2 separate regions of the Homo sapiens genome follow, and region 1 is linked to region 2. A link is a contact called in ENCODE Hi-C or POLR2A ChIA-PET data. All regions are on one chromosome and are shown on one strand. The core of a region is the stretch at or near the end of the contact, and the rest is flanking DNA. Distances in the headings are between cores, read along the strand shown. Region 1 overlaps ATXN1 (ataxin 1). Region 2 overlaps ATXN1 (ataxin 1).

Region 1 (5,410 bases), core at 593-3,092, 270 kb before region 2:
CATACATACATATATATAATTTTTTGCTTCACAGAATGGAATATTATACAGCAGTGAATATGAAGGAACTATAGTAGCTACCTGTAACAACATGGCTAAATCTTAGAAACAATATTGTGTGAAAAAAACTAGTCACAAAAGACTATATACAGTATGATAGTATTATAAAGTTTAAAATCAAGCACAATTAAACTATGTATTTTAGAGAGTGATAGATAGAAAATTTAAGATAGTGGTTACCCCTGGAGAGAAGGCAGGAGGATGGCTTAGGGAAATAGCAAATAGGTAGATGGATCAAAATACCCCTAAATGTCTAGTTCTCAAATAGGGTGGTCGGTGTATGCCTGTTCATTTTATTCTTATGCTTCACAGGTTACGTACATGTTAGTGCATTCTTTTGTGGGTTACAAACATTGCATGATAGAAATATTTTTAAAGTGATAGCATGTCAGAATTATGGCTTGTTTTTTCCATCTCTATTTCCTAACATTCTCTTTCCATAGTCCCCAGGGAGGGGGCTTGAGATCACACAGGAGTAATTAGAAGGTCTGCTTCTGACAGTGTCGCTCCTTGAGTGGTGGAGGTTTTAGGGGGAGGCTGACAGTAACTACTGAGTGGAATTGAGAGGTGAAGCCAGCTGGACTTCCTGGGTCGAGTGGGGACTTGGAGAACTTTTCTGTCTTCCAAGGGTATTATAAAATGCAGCAGTCAGTGCTCTGTAGCTAGCAAGAGGTTTGTAAAATGCACCAATCAGTGCTCTGTAAAAATGCACCAGTCAGTGCTCTGTAGCTAGCAAGAGATTTGTAAAATGCACCAATCAGTACTTTGTAAAATGGACCAATCAGCAGGGTTCTAAAAGTAACCAATCATGGGGAGGATTGAGAAAAGGGCGTTCTGATAGGACAGAAACAGGACATGGACGGGAAAAATAATGGAATAAAAGCTGCCCCCCCCAACCCCCCACCCCCACCCGCACCAGCCACCAGTGCAACCTGCTCAGATTCTTTTCCAGCTGTGGAAGCTTTGTTCTTTCACTCTTTATGATAAATCTTGCTGCTGTTCAGTCTTTTGGGTCTGTGCCATCTTTAAGAGCTGTAACAGTCACCGCAAAGGTTAGCGGCTCCATTCTTGAAGTCAGCGAGACCACGAACCCACCAGAAGGAACCAACTCCAGACACAGAATCAGCTAGGAGACGTGGGTGCTTTCTGTATAGTGCTTCCTACCAAAAGCCTAGAAAATCTTGGGGCGTGGAGAAAAGAAAATCCATCAAGTAAAGGCTTGATCACCTCTTGGAAAACCCATATTCATTGTCCCAACAGTGACTAATACGTCTAACTGTGGGCCTGGGTAGGATATTATGAGAAACCTGTTCTTTTGGTGCCCACCTTTCTTTTCTGAGCAACACGTGGTCTTCTGAGTGAGGCAGGAGTCCGGCATATGCGTGATGATGTAATATGTTAGGCAGCCAGGCCCTCACCTTTTCAAAGGTTCGATCTTGAAAAATCAAAGGTGGATATGTGAGAAATAAGCCCATATAGGAATAAGAATGACAATGGAAGTGGAAAATGTAAGTTGGGACTGATGTTCTGCTGCTTTGAGTACTGAAATTCTCTGCTGCTCGGATTCATCATCACTGAAGTGCTGGCCAGTACTGGGAGGGGGGCAGAGCTCTCCCGGGAGTCGTCGCTTATTCTGAAACAGCTGAGCAGAATAATGAGTGACAGGCTGGTGGTGGGGAGGTTGAGTCTTACTCCGGATTTCCATTAAATGAGTGCATGGAATCAATAGCTAACTGAACATTTGTCTTTAGAACACCCAGGGGCCCCTGGGGAATTTGGTATTTTCAGTCTAATTCTCAGACAGGAAAATGCGCAGCATGACTATTTTTTAAAATAGTTTCAACATCTTTTATGTAATGCTGATGCATCTGGAAGTGAAAACGCTAAGAGTTTCATTTCACTAAAAAATGGATTTTTTTTGGCTTTAACCTTTAAGTTGAAATCACAATTAGTGGCCTTTTCACCATAGTCATAAGAGTATCAAAGTGTGTGTATTCACCCACACATCAAACCAGTGTTTACTGAGAGTATATTCTGTGCAAAGAATTGTGCAGTTTGTTATGAAAAATACAGAGACCTCGCTGGGGCCCCTAAGGAGCTCATAGTCTAGAAAGGGAGACAGATCATTACACGGCAGGGAAAATACAATATGTATGGGAGCATGTCACAAAGGAAGTGACATCGAGCTGAATCTTAAAGGAAGAGCAATGCTTGAATGAATGAGGACATCCCTGATTGAAGGACCAGCATAATGAACAAAGAATTTTGCCTTATATTACTAAGATTCCATCAGATGTTATGACGCAAACATAAGCATCATGGTAATGAAATTAATAGTAAATTTAAATAAAAATGATCAAATTAAGACTTTTTTGGTTTTGTCTATTCTACCTTCTCATTTTAATTATGTTGCAAAGAACCATATACTTAGGGTAAACTGGTCAATAGCTGTGGCCATGGAATAGAATTATAATTCAATTTAAAAGGAGTTTAATAGTCTCATGGTAAATGAATAGGTTACAGCTGGGCACTGTGGCTCACACCTGTAGTCCCAGTTCTTTGGGAGGCCTAGGTGGGAAGATTGCTGGAGACCAGTAGTTTGAGTCCAGCCTGGGCGACATAGCAAGACCCTGTCTCTACTAAAAAATTAAAAAAATAGTTGGGCGCAGTGGCTCACGCCTGTAATCACAGCACTTTGGGAGACCACATGCTGGTCGAGACCATCCTGGCCAACATGGAGAAACCCCATCTCTACTAAAAATACAAAATTAGCTGGACGTGGTGGTGCATGCCTGTAATCCCAGCTACTCAGGAGGCTGAGGCAGGATAATTGCTTGAACCTGGAAGGCGGAGGTTATGGTGAGTGGAGATTGCGCCATTGCACTCCAGCCTGGGCAACAGGAGTGAAACTATGTTTCAAAAAAAAAAAAAAATTAAAAAATTAGCCAGGCATGGTGGCGTGTGCCTGTAGTCCCAGCTACCCAGGAGGCTGAGGTGAGAGGACCACCTGAGCCCGAGAGGTTGAGGCTGAAGTGAGCTGTCATCACACCACTGCACTCCAACCTGGGAAACAGAGTGAGAACTTGTCTCAAAGAAAAAAAAAAAAGAATGTTATGAATTTAGTATTTTTATACTTCCCCTACAACTCTAGTATCTCTGAGGAAAAGCCTCAATCAGAAAAATGATTTGCTTTGGGGTTTTATCTTTTATCAGTGATAAATGTGAATTGAGAATAGAAATCTCAAAATGCAATAATGATAGTACTTTATATTTCAGTAGGACTTAATATATAAAACTCTAATATGCATTATTTAAATTTGGCCAATATGCAAGAGAAAAGCAACATAGGGCAGAATTATGAGTTTGCTTCGTAAAATAACTATTACCAGTTCATTCTGTTCAACTATGTACTGGTAGCATTTGTAAACAATTCATTCTTATTTTTTTTCCAAAGTGCATTGCAAAATAGTCTTGCCTGTATTTTCCTGTTTGCAGTCTATTTCATTAAATTTCTGCAATTCTAAATTAGAATAGCATCTAATAGACCACATATGAAATGTGCTTGCTATTAATTCAGACATTTTATGGCATATTCATTAGTCAAATCCTTAGTATTTATTTATGAAGTCACATTACTCTGTCCAGTAATTAACAGAAGTGGATGAATATGCATCTCTAATTTTTTTTTTAGCAAAAGAAATAGCTTACAGTAAGTATTTATAATTACGTCAGCTCAATGTTTACAGCACTTGAATGGCGATATGTGTAGTTTCTGTCATTTAGACTTCATAGATAATTTTTGTACAGAAATGCTTTGTTGTTGATGCTTTGCTTCCTTCACACATATATCACAGATTACCGAAACAATCATTAGTCCTTCAGTTGCAACGGATAAGACTCTTCTTTATCCTTAATTTTCTGAGCTCCTTTCTAGGCATTTTATGTTCTTACACAGATGCTAATGCTAATTAATGCTTTAATATGAAAGATACTGGCAAATAAAACTGTTACATTTTACCCATAAGTTGTAAATTCAGCTTAGTTGCCCTAACAATACTGATAGTGATAATGGCTGTACAATTAATATTTATGGAGTGCTTCCAGTATACTGAGCTCTGTGCTAAACATTTTACTTATGTAGCTTAGTTAACTCTCGTAACAACCCTGTGAGGTAGGTGTTATTAGCCCGTTTCACAGATGAATTTGTAATCATTATGCCTTACCACATTTAATAATAACATTCTCTATTAATCGTATATTTCAGATGCCCAGCTCTGGAACTTTGCAGTATGAAACGTGTGTGTATGTGTGTGATGTATATATAATATATAAGTATGTATATATAATATATAAATGTAGATTATATAATATATATGTGTGCGTGTATATACACACATTTCTTTTTTTTGTTGTTGTTAATTTATGTGCCACGCTGCTGTACGAAACTCTGGGGTACTATGATGAGGGGATACCTCTTTCTTGCCTTTAAGGGACTTAGGTTGTGGTGGGAGAGATGGACTTGGTTAAGGAACAAGTACAGGAAAATATGATAATTGCTTTAATAGGGATAGGTACAGGGGTTGTAGAAAAATGAGAGAAAAGGGCCCCCACTTCCCAGAAGGTGTCAGGGAGTTTTTCACAGAGAAGCGTCCCCAGCCCTGAGACTTGAAGACTGAGTGAGTTTGAAAAGATGATGTGTGGGGGGAACAGAAGAGAGAAGGGTGTGGAGATGAGGGAAACAAGATGGGGTCAGGGAGCTACAGGGAGGGACTTGGAGGTGCTGAGGGTCAAGTGCAGCAGGAGGAGAGACCCGGCTGGCTGGGGTCAGAGCTCAAGGAGCCTTGCATGTTACCCAAAGGAATGTAGATGTCATACTCTGTGTGCTGGAAAACGATTTACAGATGAATCCAATCAACACTAATTAAATCAGTATGATTAAGGGATGACCTTCCTTTCTTCCTACCTTCCTCCCTCCCTTCCTCCTTCCCTCCTTCTTTGGCTCATTTATTCACTCAGAAGATTTTATTGAGTGCCCATAATGTGCAAAGCTTTCCATTGAATCCCAAAGATGAAAGGAGGGGTGAGAGTGGACACAGTTCTCCCTTTCTGGAGTTTATTGATTCGTGGGGGAAAACAAGCATTAATCAATGAATCAACCAAAAAATGTAAAAGTTACAAAATGACTACTATAACCAGGGAGGGTCATTCTATACAAGTGTGTCCTAGGAGGTGGTGACCTGGCTGAGGAAGTCTCCCTTGAGAAGAGGACTGAGCTGAGAGCTGAAGGAGAAAAGAATACAAGGTCATTTGATAGAAGGGGTGGGTGATTTGAGGAGAAGTCTTAGCAAGG
Region 2 (5,944 bases), core at 1,342-3,841:
GGTGCTGGGGTGATCAATACAGGTGGAAGGGCTGGGCACAGTGGCTCACACCTGTAATCCCAGCACTTTGGGAGGCTGAGGCGGGTGGATCACCAGAGGTCAGGAGTTCGAGACCGGCCTGGCCAACATGGTGAAACCCTGTCTCTACTAAAAATACAAAAATTAGCCGGGCATGGTGGTGTGTGCCTGTAATCCCAGCTACTCCAGAGGCTGAGGTAGGAGAATTGCATGAACCCGGGAGGTGGGGATTGCAGTGAGCCGAGATCAGGCCACTGCACTCCAGCCTTGGACACACAGCAAGACTCTGTCTCAGACAAAAAAAAAAAAACAGATGGAAGGCAGCCCTAAGTGTGATGGACCAATATAGGAGGCTGCTGGGGAGTGGGCTCTGGACTGGTTAGTTTGCATATGAAAGTCAGGCTCCTAGGAATTAGCTCTGGACTGGTTGGTTTGCATATAAAAGTCAGGCCTCTAGGAATTAGCTAATCCTAGGAGAGACTATACCTCTGGGATCCACAAGACACTAAAATATCAAAGCATCAGAAAATAAAAGCGTGGTTAATACAATCTGAGAAGTCAGGGCTGTCCCAGGTGACCTGCTGGGCTTGGGGTAAAGTCAGCTGTAGCCAAGATGAGTCACTGGAAGTATGGTTAACGCTCTTAATTTCCACAGGCTCCTTCAATCTACCCTTTTCCAGGTTCTTAGATCGATTACATGCATTTATTCCACAGCCCATTTCTTTCACTGCCCAAGTTGCTGGGAGTCCAGCAGGTTCAGCCTGCAGCTGAGAGCTTTCCTGGCTATCGAGCGTACTTTCTACAAGTGTTTCCATCTAGGATTTGAAAACATTCAAATGGGACAGAGCCTCCTTCCAGCTTGAGTTGAAAATAGTCATGAAATAGCTGCTATTTGGGACATTCAGATAAAATAAAACAAGAAAAAAAAGATAAACTAATTAATGGTTTGAATTGTTTTGGGCATTTTTTTTTTTCATTTTTGAGACAGTGTTTCTTGTCTCCTAGGCTGGAATGCAGTGGTGCAATCATAGCTCACTGTGGCCTTGACCTCCTAGGCTCCAGCGATCCTCCCACCCCAACCTCCCTAGTAGCTAGGACCACAGGTGCATACCACCATGCCCAGCTAATTTAAAAATAAAAAACATTTTAGTAGAGATGGGGTCTTGCTGTGTTGCCTAGGCTGGTCTCAAACTCCTGGGCTCCAAGCAGTCCTTCCACCTCGGCCTCCCAAAGCCCTGAGATTACAGACACGAGTCCCTATGTCTGGCTTTTTTGAGCATTTCTTAAATGCCCAAGTGAGGAAAGGACCAAATCAGTTTTCCAGAACCACTCGTGAATGACTGGATATGGGGGCTTGCACAAAGCCGGGGCCCTGCATTGCCGAGAGCTTTTAGCCCTGAATACTTTTCTTTGTATTATGAGATGTCACTGTAGGTTTACAGTCTTTGGAAGGGCCCAAGAAAGATTTCCCCAAAGATCTTATTTAAAAAAAAAAGAAAATCAGGATTTTTAAAATAAATGGCATAATAATACAGCTCACTACCCCTCTGTAGTGGCTGTTCACTTCCTGCATGAATTAGGGGTGGGTACTAGGAGAAAGAAAATGAACTACCTTGAGCAAAGTTGACTCTTCACAGACCCCAGGTGACACATGGAAAATAAACATGAGTGAAGAGTCATTGCTTTTCATGGTACTTAGAATCCTTAACACATTTTTGTGAACAGAGGCAGGTGTGAAAAGAGGTTTTGTTTAGAAATGCGACTGGTTCCTTGCCGGCCAGCATCAACTTCAGCTTGAGAATGAAGGCAGCCACTTCAGCTGTGGGCCACACTTCCCAGGCCTGGCAGCCTCTGCAGAAACCAGACTCTTCTATTTTTTTTTTTTTTTTTTTTTTTTTTTTTTGGAGACAGAGTCTTGCTCTGTCACCCAGGCTGGAGTGCAGAGTGCAGTGGGGTGATCTTGGCTCACTGCAACATCTGCCTCTTGGTTCAAGTGATTCTTCTGCCTCAGCCTCCCAAGTAGCCGAGACTACAGGCACACGCCATCACCCCCTGCTAATTTTTGTATTTTTAGTAGAGACAGGGTTTCACCATGTTGGCCAGGCTGGTCTCGAACTCCTGACCTCAGGTGATTCACCCGCCTCAGCCTCCTAAAGCTGGGATTGTAGGCGTGAGCCACTGCGCCCAGCCCCTTACAGCCCTCTTCTGTTCTTGGGGAGGAAGATCTAGGTGTGTTTTTCCCTACTCCAAACTTTGCAAAATTAATGATTAAATGAAAGAGAAATTGGCTTCCCTGTGAAGTCAGAGCCCTGTTCTCATGTTTTTTCCCATAGTGAGATCACTAAATCTCTCTACTGACAGCCAGGGTGCAGACGAGCAGGTAGAAGTGTTGTCAGGGCCTGTTGGCAGGTCTGTGAGGTTGGCCCCCGCGTGGCTATGCTGCATGCCGGGAAGGGCTTCCTCAAAGAAAGGCAAGTGTGCTGAGACCTGCTGAAAAGGCAGCTAGGGCTTCACGCTGTAGAAACAAAAGTGCAAGGCCTGACGCAACCAATGATTTGTCACTTTACCGAGGAGCCTATCAGAAATCGGCTGACATCATCACAGCTAAAATACTCCACCAGCTGTGTTTGCCACAAGTGACAGGTTCAGAGTCAGTGGAGACTCAGACAGAGAGCATGAGAGGGGGAGATGGGAGGGAGAGAGAGAACTCATATCTGGACTTAATTGAGGTTCCAAAGGCTACATCCTTCTCCCCTCTGCAGTGCCTTCCTGAGGGGTTTTCTCCCCTAGCCTGAAGAATCTTCCTGGTCTTCTCAACTGGTTAGGCACTGCTGACACTGCACCCACAGAGAAATTCAGAAATGTGCAAATTGTTGAGCTTAATAAGCAAAATCACAAATTTGATTGGGGAAGTTGTGGAAGAAGAGATGGTTTTCTCCAAAACAGATGGCATTGTGACTCTAGGCAGAAATCCTGCATGAACAGACTCTTGAGGATGCCTGAACTCATAAGACCCCCCCAACATCACACCCCCAGGGAAAGCAGTGTGATATAGTATGGTGGTGACAGACCCAGGGGTGCGGATTTGGGTCTCTGGCAGGACAAGTTACTTCACCTCTCTGAGCTGCAGCACTCTCCTCTCTAAACCAGGCAAATGAGTTTTGTTTTTCTGTGGGTTTTTGTGTTCGTTTGTTTGCTTGTTTTGAGACAGGGTCTTGCCCTGTCACCCAGGCTGAAGTGCAGTGATGGGATCATTGGCTCACTGCAGCCTCAACCTCCTGGACTCAATTGATCCTCCCACCTCAGCCTCCCCAGTAGCTGGGACTATGGGTGTGTACCACTACACCCAGCTAATTTTCTGTGTTTTTTTGTAGAGACAGGGTTTTGCTATCTTGCCCGTGCTGGTCTGGAACTCCTGGGCTCAAGCGATCCACCCACCTCGGTCTCCCAAAATGCTGGGATTATAGGCGTGAGCCACGGCGCCCGGCCACGTATGATTCTTCATAGGAGATAATCTCTTGAGAGGGTTCCGTTTTTTAATGCTTCACTTTTATACTTTCCAGAACAGCACAGCCCTTGTAAAAATTTATTAGCGTCGGTTAACAAAAAACCAAGAAGAGCATTAAGATGAACATGTACTGACCTCATGCTAAGCGGCACACAGACCTCATGGGAACTAAAGCCATGGCATATAAAACTGAGGGGTGTTTAGTTTGGGGATGATTTTTAAGGGGCTGAATTCCTCATTAAGACTGTGGAAAGATGCCCCCAGCATTGTCCCAGCTGACGCTCCAGACGAGGCAATGTAGGAGAAAAATGCTTTTCCGTGTTTGTCACTATCCCTGTGGCATTGCCCTGCCCAGTACAGCTTTTCTCCACTCGAGCAAAGCGTCTATGCATCCCCCAGGCCCCCACCTAGGTGCTGTGGGAGGAAAGGGGAATGCCAGGTGTTGTCCATTGTTACTGCGTGCACCAAAGGAAGCCTCCTTCCTCTTCAGTGGAGGGTGATAGCACGTTCCCCACCCTGGAAGAGAGTTGCTGCTTTGCCATGCCTTGATTCTGGTTGAGAGTCCCAAAGGATGACAGAATCACTTCCCTTGGGCCTCACTGCCAAATATAATCCACTTAATATCCTCCAAGTTTGAGGCCATAAGTCTGTGGCGCATCCAGATGCGACCCCCGAGGCGATAGCATCAACGTGGGAGCCAATGCAACTCAAAAGAAGGATGGGGCTTCGCACCTCCTCCTTGGGTAGGAAGTAGGTTAGCTGCTTGGAAAATGCAGGAACTGGCACTGAAGAGATCTGAGTCTGAACATATCCCTCACCCGTCAGTAGCACTGGGACCTTGTGCAATGTTAGTTTTCCCTTCCCTGCTTCAACTTAGATGGCTCGGGCCCTGAGAAAGTGATTCACAGCTGAAAAATAAATCAAAGGCCTCGTGTTCTAAAAAGAGTTTATGGAAGGAGAGGCAGCTGATGAAAGTCTAGAAAGAAGGCTGAACTTTTCCAATGAGCACAATAAGCCATTTTTACCCTGCCTGTAATCCTCGGGGTGGAATCCCGCGAGTGGCCGAGGCGAGCACCCTTCCCGCCGTTCCTGTTTCTAAGGCTAAATGATGTCATGCCAGCCTGCGTGAGCATATCAATCTGTATTTCTGAGTATGAACTGGATTTGAGGGGTGCATTGGTGCTCCAGCCCTCCAGATCAGTAAGACAACCAATGCAGAAACAAGGGCTCCCAGGCTCCTCTTCTGCAAGAGGCTGTTAGTGACGTGCCCGCTGGGACAGCCCTGCCCAGGATGGCCCCAGCTGGGGAGCCTTTGGCTTCCATCTGGCGGCGTTCTATATTATCCCATCCTTCTGTCTCACCCTTCCTAGGTTCAGCTTCTCTGAAGAGTACACAGCATTTGCTCAGTGGAGTTGTAAAATGTATTGGTAAAGTGCTCTGGGTTGACACGTTCCTTTGCTTCTTTCCTAAATGCCAGGCTCTGTGTTATTAGGGCCGTCTGTCGCTTCCCAGCGCCTCCCGAGGTGACTGCTTCCCTGACTCGGTGGCTGCTTAATATTCAGTGCCATTTCCTCCTCCCGACTGTCCTGGCGTGGGTGTGAGTGTGCCTGTGTGTGTGCTCGTACAGCAGTTGTTATCATGATGTACTTACTGGCTGTCTACCGATGGCTTTCCTTTCATTCTACTATTTTTTGGTTGACTTCTGTGAGCTGTGAGTCATCGGTGGTAACATTATGCATTGAATGGATTAGCTGGTACCTAAAAATAGCCGAGGCCCTCATGCAGGCGGCACATGAGCCTGTAGAGTCAGTCCCTTTGCAGCCAAGGCAGACCCACTTGCCAACATTGAACATGCCGAGCTTGGTGGCGATGAATCCTAATGTATCAAAAAATAGATAGTTGGTGACTGCCCTGTGTGCAGAGCCCAGCCCTGGATTTGTGCCGCAGTTGTTGGTAATACACACTTCCTGTCTGTTCTGGTGCTGGAAAGGCTCCAACAGAGAAACTATGTCAAACCACATTTTTGTTTGTGGGTCTTTGTACCTCTCTAAAAAAAAAAAAAAAGGAGAAAAATGCTCTCCTTTAAACTGTATGTGCTATATGTGCCCCCAACTGGGTCATCTTATATGTTTTGATTCTCTCAGACTGTTGTTGTTTATAGCATTTAGAAAAAAATTAAAGACTATTGTTTAAAGCAGTTTTAGGTGTACAGCAAGTAGAGAGAGGTCTCACACACCTAACAGTTTTCCCTGTTATTAAAATCTTGCATTGGTGTGATAGATTGGTTACAACTGATGAGCCAGTACCGATACCTTATTTTTAACTAAAGTCCATAGTTTATACTACAGTTCACTCTGTGTTGTACATGCTGTTTTTGATGAATTTATGATGTCATGTATCCAGCATTACATTATTATA

What was found. A loop is a pair of places that touch in the nucleus more often than their neighbours do. ChIA-PET counts read pairs that join two places held with the same protein, here RNA polymerase II (POLR2A). Pooled maps may share reads with other maps.
Region 1: a loop to region 2 is called in a pooled map, with 6 times the contacts of the local background. The contact joins two enhancer-like sites. A Hi-C loop is called at or near these places in 1 of 168 maps with a recorded cell type or tissue (B cell), 25 of 37 single-sample maps with no recorded cell type and 15 of 50 pooled maps. POLR2A ChIA-PET finds 5 or more read pairs at or near these places in 5 of 52 experiments (GM12878, HEK293, HepG2 and 2 more).

What each region holds. Positions count from the first base shown.
Region 1 is chr6:16,588,428-16,593,837 of GRCh38, reverse strand. The region is part of intron 3 of ATXN1 (ataxin 1); the gene reads left to right. Among named protein-coding and RNA genes, the nearest start is that of ATXN1-AS1, 170 kb to the left of the region's middle. Within about 2 kb of position 1,842, at least 4 of the 41 ENCODE cell types and tissues checked have a DNase peak (open chromatin) inside an H3K27ac peak, as active enhancers do; they include B cell, where a contact is called at or near this core.
Region 2 is chr6:16,319,503-16,325,446 of GRCh38, reverse strand. The region is part of intron 7 of ATXN1 (ataxin 1); the gene reads left to right. Among named protein-coding and RNA genes, the nearest start is that of GMPR, 84 kb to the right of the region's middle. RefSeq lists enhancers at 2,707-2,766, 4,244-5,077, 4,990-5,109. Within about 2 kb of position 2,591, at least 22 of the 41 ENCODE cell types and tissues checked have a DNase peak (open chromatin) inside an H3K27ac peak, as active enhancers do; they include B cell, where a contact is called at or near this core.